Regions from separate parts of the Homo sapiens genome. Here region 2 is linked to region 1. The links are chromatin contacts, found by Hi-C or POLR2A ChIA-PET in ENCODE. All regions are on one chromosome and are shown on one strand. The core of a region is the stretch at or near the end of the contact, and the rest is flanking DNA. Distances in the headings are between cores, read along the strand shown. Region 1 holds the start of ITPA (inosine triphosphatase). Region 2 holds the start of AP5S1 (adaptor related protein complex 5 subunit sigma 1).

Region 1 (3,572 bases), core at 905-3,404:
AGCTAGTTATCTTACATTACAGAACACCTACTATGTACCAGGAGCTGGGATTTAAGAATGAGAGGTGAGGCTGGGCACCGTGGCTCAAGCCTGTAATCTCAGCACTTTGGGAGGCTGAGGTGGAGGGATCTCCTGAGGTCAGGAGTTTGAGACCAGCCTGGTCAATATGGTGAAACCCCACCTCTACTAAAAGTACAAAAATTCACTGGGTGTGGTGGTGCATGTCTGTAATCCCAGCTACTCAGGAGGCTGAGGCAGGAGAATCCCTTGAACCCGGGAGTCGGAGGTTGAAGTGAGCCGAGATCGTGCCACTGCACTCAAGCCTGGGCGACAAGAGCAAGACTCCATCTCAAAACAACAACAACAACAACAACAAAACACAGTGGCTGATGCCTGTAATCCCAGCACTTAGGGAGGCCGAGGTGGGCATATCACGACGTCAGGAGTTCGAGACCAGCCTGGCCAACATGGTGAAACCCCGTCTCTACTAAAAATGCAGAAATTAGCTGGGCGTCGTGGGGGGTGCTTGTAGTCCCAGCTACTCAGGAGGCTGAGGCAGGAGAATCGCTTCAACCCAGGAGACAGAGGTTGCAGTGAGCCAAGATCATGCCATTGCACTCCAGGCCAGGTGACTAGAGCAAGACTCCGTCTCAAAAAAAAAAAAAAAAAAGAAAAAGAGAGGTGAGCAAAAACAGATATGGTTTTTACCATTAGGATTTTTAGAAGAGAAAACAGAATCACACAAATGAATATCTATTTGCAGTGCAGAGGTCAGTGCTATGCAAGCAGATGAAAGGGAGCTCAGGGAAGGTTTTCCTGAGCTGGGGCTTGAGCTGGCTAAGATCCAAGAAAGGCATCCATGTAAGGTGGGCTGTTTTTCTTCTTTTCAGGCTCCTCGGGGTAACTGATGTCCCCCAAGCCCTCCTCTGCCCCCAAATCCCCATGGCCACTCCTCTAGGGACTCTGCATAATGGTTAGTGTTTCTACTTCAATAAAAGAAAACAGGTCACCACCCAAAGCAGTGGTTCCCACACATTTTTTTTCTTTTTCAGACGCAGTTTTGCTCTTGTTGCCCAGGCTGGAGTCCGATGGCACGATCTCCGCTCACTGCAACCCCCACCTCCCGAATTCAGGCGATTCTCCTGAATCCTGAATTCTCTGAACTGGGATTACAGGCATGCACCACCATGCCCAGCTAATTTTGTACTTTTTGGTAGAGATGGGGTTTCTCCATGTTGGTCAGGCTGGTTTCAAACTCCTGACCTCGGGTGATCCACTCGCCTCAGCCTCCCAAAGTGCTGGGATTACAGGCGTGAGCCACCGGGCTTTCCCACACTTTGATGAGCATCAGAATGGCCTGAGGAGCTTGGTAAGAACTCAGACTCCCTCCCTTTCTTGTCCATGGGCAGAAGTGGCCATTCAAGAGGTACTGACACAGGGGTCCAGGCGGGGGGCAGAGGGCTGAGTCTCTGGAGGAGGGAGGTCAGATGACTTGCTGCAAAGAGAGTATCAGCAGAGGTTCAGCAGACCCACCTTTGAGAGGGCACTTCCTACTTTCTGTTGTGTTTGGAATGCAAAGATCTGGCTGAAACGGTGGCCACGGAGAAGGGGTGATAGATTTGAGAGGCTGGAGGGATGAGGAAGTGAGGAACTCTACATACTGAGCTCTCAAGCCTAGGAGTGAAAACGGGTGAGAAGTTTGGGCTTGTTTTAGGCTATGCCGAGTTTAAGTTCACAGTCGAGTGGATCATAGCTGGCGGGTAAGGCTGAAGGTGAGATCAGGATGAGGGTTTGGAAGCCCTTGCCTAGAAGGAGGCAGTTTTTTGAGACAGCATAGGAGAGCGCAAACCTCCAGGGTCACAGGGCTGCAGTCTTCTCCTTTCGGAGACCCCATTGCAGAGAAGAGCGAAAGCAGGGGCGGGGTGGGGGTGGGAGTGGTCTCTTCCGGTTCTTGAAGATAGCGTCCCTTAGGCAGGAGGGGTGGGTCACTCAGTCTCCAGGCTCGGGAGGCCCCCAGCAAATCGGACGCTGTGGGCTAGGCCGCCACCGCGAGCCCACTCGCCCGATACGCGCCTTGGGGTCCGGGTCGGCTTTCCCCGGGACCCCTGGCCGGAAACTGAGCCGTTCACTTCCGCCACCAGCCGGAAGTTTTCTGTCACTGGACGCCAAGGAGTTTTCGGTGGCTCAGCTGGGTAACCGGGGATCACCATGGCGGCCTCATTGGTGGGGAAGAAGATCGTGTTTGTAACGGGGAACGCCAAGAAGCTGGAGGAGGTGCCGGGAGGGTGTTGGGGGCTAACTGGGAGGCGGCTGGGAATAGGGCGGAGAAGGGGCTTCCGGGAGGAGGGAAGCACGTGGGAGGAGGCATGGAGAGAGAACAGAATTCAGCCCGGAAGAATGGGTCCTGACCCGGCTGTGTGGAAAAGCTGGGGCGCAAGAAGGGAGTGGCTGCAGAATCGGGGCGCCCCGGGGTTGGCGAGGGAACGAGGGTCTCGACAGATCCCGACACAGGGCTTGTGTGGTCAGCGACTGCGGGACCCGGAGGAGTAGCGGGGCTCTTAACAACCGCCCCGAAGGTCACCTATTGAAGTAGACCCCAACCCAGTGTCCCGACACTCTTCTGGGACTTATCCACATCCCGCTGCTGGGCCAGGGCTAGCAGGACCCAGAGAGGGCGTGGGACGGAGTTCCACACTGAGCAGTCCGTGCCTCACCACCGTCCTGAAATGTTCTAACCTCTTTTCGCGTGTGTGAAATGGGGATGATGCAGGACATTTGCTTCACAGCGCTATAGAGAGGAGGAGTAAAGGAGGCAGTGGATCTAAAGTTTCTGTTTGCAGGGACTTTGTGGCTAGCAAGTAACAGAAACACACAGGGAGCTCATGTAAGCCACCAGATGACTCCTGTGGGAATATAGTGTTATCGTGTCCCACAGGACCTGAAGTTCTCTCAAGAAGCTGACTTGTCCTTGTTCTCTCTGGATGCTGATCCCTATTCCTGTTCATATCTTTCCCCTTTCTTCCCTGCTGGGGGATGGAACAATGAGGCTTCTACCAGATATCAGCTCCGACTGGCTTTGCTTGAATCAAGAGTTTGCCCCTGTTCAATCAGCCATAGCCATGGAGTGGGGGTCATGTGTGGGGGATCAGGATGACACCCACTGGATATGTCTGAGGCAGACCAGTGGGGTGTAATCACTAGGGACACCTACATTTGCCTGTAGTGTAGGGAGGGACTGATGTCACTTTGGTGCCAGGACTGAGTGGCCTTCTCAGGAACCAGAGCCTTTTGCCGAAAAAAGGTTTGGGATCCTGAGGCCAGACCAGTCAGGCAGTCCACCCTGAACAGAGCCCATGCAGGACAGTGGGCATGAGACCCCAAACCTCTGGCTGAGAATATTGCCCTCACTTAAAGAAGGAGCTGGAACCCGAGTGCAGTGCCTCACGCCTGTAATCCCAGCACTTTGGGAGGCTGAGGTGGGCAGAACATCTGAGGTCAGGAGTTCAAGACCAGCCTGGCCAACATCATGAAACTTCATCTCTACTAAAAATACAAAAATTAACTGGGCATGG
Region 2 (3,569 bases), core at 4-2,503, 610 kb after region 1:
ACAAAAAAATTTAAAGTAGCTGGATGTGTTGCCTGCCTATAGTCCCAGCTACTTGGGGGGCTGAGGTAGGAGCATTGCTGATGGGAGCGGGCAGCGAGGCTGCAAAAAAAAAAAAAAAAAAAAAAAAAGCCGGGAAAGGGAATTCTAGGCTGGGGGAACAGTCAGTGGGGGAGGCTCCGAGGCACATTTGGGGGACAAGGCTGAAGCCATTCACATGCCAAGAGGTAAAGGAGGTGCAGCTTCATGGTCGCGGTGGGGGTGGTAGTGGTGGTGGTGGCTGGAGGAACACATGCAAGTCAGGCAGTGAGGCCCAGGCAGGCCTTGTGGGGCCCCCAAACACCAATGGGCCAAGCCTCCAAGTTGGGGCTTTTACGTAAGGCTCTATAGGGGTTAGCGCCAGAGTGCCCCTTTCAGGTTTAAGGTATAAACCTCTTCCCTGTTGTTTTGATGGCCTCCAGTCAAGAAGGGGGCTTGCTGGTCAGCCCTACTAAGCGTTCGCCCTGGGCGACACTCTACAAGGTTTTACTGGGGCCCAATGAAATTGACAGATCTGCCAGGGACACACACTGAGAGTCCAGAAGCAGCGTTCGAATCGTTCTGCGCCGAACCGAGTGACAGCATTAAACCGCTGCAGGAACCCACAAATTCAGAATCTGCGCAAAATACACATATTTGTATTTAAAATCCGCGCAAAATACCCATGTGCCTAAATACACATATTTCCCTCCAAAGTCATAATTTCCGGGGGTACAGCCCAGGAATGTACATTTGAACTGGTGCCCCAGTGATTCTCACGCATGTTGGCTAGATAAGAACTCAGCCGCAGCCCGTAGCTGCGCGGCCCGGCCTAGGTCCACCCGCCGCCCGTCCCGGAGCCTCCTAAGGCCGCAGGCGACGCGCCCCGCCCTCCGGGGACAACTAGGCCCCGGCCTTTTCCGCAGACTCCGCGCTCCGAGCCGCGGCGCCCCCTCGCGGCCGCCGGGGTCGGCAGCCTGGGGCTCCGCTGATCTAGGGCAACGAGCGGGGGACGCTTCGAGCCCGCAGCGAGAGTGACCAGCATGGTCCCTGCCGGCAGCTCGGGGCCGGAGGGTTTTGACTGCAAGGCCAGCCCACGCCGAGGGTCCAAGCATCGGGATATGCCGCCAGCACCTGGCTGCTGCAGCACCGCGCTGGACATGAGCGCTCCGCCCAACCCGACGGCGTCAGCTGGCGCGCGCGCCCGCGACCGACGTGCGCAGGCGCCCACGGGCCGCGCAGCCGCCATTGCTCTCCTGCCACGGAGGGGAGCGCTTGGTGGCAGTCCGCGGGCCCGGACGGAAGGCTGAGGCGACGCCTCGACGACAGCGGACCGGAGCTGCAGGGGCAACACATTCAGGGCGGGGTGCCCCATTTAGGCCTGGCTGACCGGAGTAAGAAACTACAACCCCCGAAGTGCCTTGCGCCTCAAGGTTACGGAGGCAGTGACGTAAGCTGTCTTGACCGCTACCATTTCTCTAGTAGAGGCGGGACGCGGCGGCGCGGAGTGATGACGCGCTCTGCTGGCGGCTGGAGGGTTGCGGAGGTCAGCAATTGGGTGCTGGGCTCCGGTTCTCGAAGTGCCTTTGCGAACCTGCTATTTTACCAGTTTAAACTGACGGTCTGTTTAGCCTTAGCTACAGATACCCACTGACTGTGTACCCGCCGCCTTTCAACCCCCGGGCCGGCCACTGAGCCAGCCAGATAACCATTACTATTATTTAGTTTCTATTTTGAAACAGTTTCAGGTAACTCCTGTATGCACTTGGATGAGATTCACAAGTTGTAACCTCATTTGCCCCATTTACCTTATTATTTCCTCTGTTTTTCTCTCTGCCTTTTTTCTTCCCTGGACCAAGTGAGTTAGTTGCAGATATGAAATCCTGTTTCCTCTATATTTAGAGGCCCATCCGTGTTTATTTTCTAAAAACAAGGACGAGCTCCTGCATTCAAAATCGGGTAACATTGGTCAAGACTTTTTCTGACCCATAGTCCATATTGAAATGTTTTTAAAGTTTTTATTAGTGTCCTAATAATGCCCTTTATGGAAATTATCCTTTTGTTTTTCTTTCTTTTTTTTTGAGACAAGAGTTTCCCTCTGTCGCCCAGGCTGAAGTGCAGTGGTGCGATCTCGGCTCACTGCAGCCTCCCCTCCCGGGTTCAAGCGATTCTGTGGCTTCAGCCTCTCAAGTAGCTGGGGTTACAACCATGCGCCACCATGCCCGGCTAATTTATTTTTAGTAGAGATGAGGTTTCACCATGTTGGCAGGCTGGTCTGGAACTCCTGACCTCAAGTGATCCGCCCACCTAGACCTCCCAAGGTGCTGGGATTACAGGCGTGAGTCACCACACCTGGCCCAAATTACCCTTTTCTTGGTCCAGGACCCGATCCAGGAGTACACGTCGCATTCAGCTATCTGGTCTCTTCAGTCTCCTTCGGTCTGGAGCAGCTCCTCAGGTTTTCCATGACCGCATGACCTTGACGCTTTTGAAGATACCTGTTGTTTTGTAGAACTAGGTTTAGGGTGGTCTGAGATTTTTTTTGTTTGTTTGTTTGTTTTTCTTTTTTCTTTTTTTTTTTTTTTAGTTTATGCCTATTCTGCTTATGTATGTCTGAGATTTTTTATCACTGGATTCTGTTATGTGATGTTGTTCAGATGCTGTTATTCAAAGTGTTCAGCCTCACTGGCCTCTGGATACACTCCCAGACACTGCCAGGTCAGCCCCTTCCTGTGGTCGCCTCTCCTGCTGGGGTTCACTCTCACCTTACCAATGTCTCTGGCTTCCCTGTAGCACCCACCCTGGAGCCATGGTCCACGCCTTCCTCATTCACACCTTGAGGGCCCCGAATACTGAGGACACGGGCCTTTGCCGAGTGCTGTACTCCTGCGTCTTCGGTGCTGAGAAGTCACCTGATGACCCACGGCCGCATGGTGCCGAGAGGGACAGGCTTCTCCGGAAGGAACAGATTTTAGCTGTGGCCAGGTAACCACACAGCCCAGCCCCAGGCCTTCATTGAACACGTACCTGATTGTAATAGGTATTTTCGGGGAGTGGGGACGCAGAGAAATAGGAGGACTAAGAAGCAGAGAGGAAGTTTTAGAGTAGCATTTCCCAGAGAGTCTTCCACAGCTTTTCATAAGTGTTACGTGAAAAGGGTTAAATAAATAATAATTCTGTTATCATTATTAGTATAATTAGCATTTGTTCAGCCTGTAAGTGCTAAGCATTTATATTCTGAACATCTTATATATATTAACTCATTTAATCCTCATAATAGTCTTTTGAGGTAGGTATAGTTATTATCTCCACCTTATAGATGAGTAAACTGAGGTATAGAGTGTTTGAGGAATTTAACCTGTCCAAGGTTACATAGCTAGAAAGTAGCAGAACTAAGATTTGAGAGTAGGCAGGCAGACAGTACAGATTAAACATGCTTTTCAGTGCAGTACTTAACAGGGCCTTTAGTGTGCCTGTAGACTTTATGAATTTCTAACGAAGAGAGAGGATGTGGTACATGAGGACTCCAGAAAGCCAGGGATCCAGATCACAGT

Evidence for each region. Hi-C counts contacts between places; a loop is a spot of excess contacts on that map. ChIA-PET counts read pairs that join two places held with the same protein, here RNA polymerase II (POLR2A). Pooled maps may share reads with other maps.
Region 2: a pooled map shows a loop between it and region 1 (5-fold over the local background). The contact joins the promoter of AP5S1 here to the promoter of ITPA in region 1. A Hi-C loop is called at or near these places in 7 of 50 pooled maps. POLR2A ChIA-PET finds 5 or more read pairs at or near these places in 2 of 52 experiments (RWPE1 and activated naive CD4-positive, alpha-beta T cell).

The regions. Positions count from the first base shown.
Region 1 is chr20:3,207,344-3,210,915 of GRCh38, forward strand. ITPA (inosine triphosphatase) reads left to right here and starts at 2,155. Exons shown (of 8, transcript NM_033453.4): 1 at 2,155-2,274. The coding sequence starts at 2,209. RefSeq lists enhancers at 1,750-2,398, 2,281-2,350.
Region 2 is chr20:3,819,294-3,822,862 of GRCh38, forward strand. AP5S1 (adaptor related protein complex 5 subunit sigma 1) reads left to right here and starts at 1,254. Exons shown (of 3, transcript NM_018347.3): 1 at 1,254-1,465; 2 at 2,809-3,000. The coding sequence starts at 2,825. RefSeq lists a silencer at 778-1,057 and enhancers at 1,054-1,757, 1,298-1,637.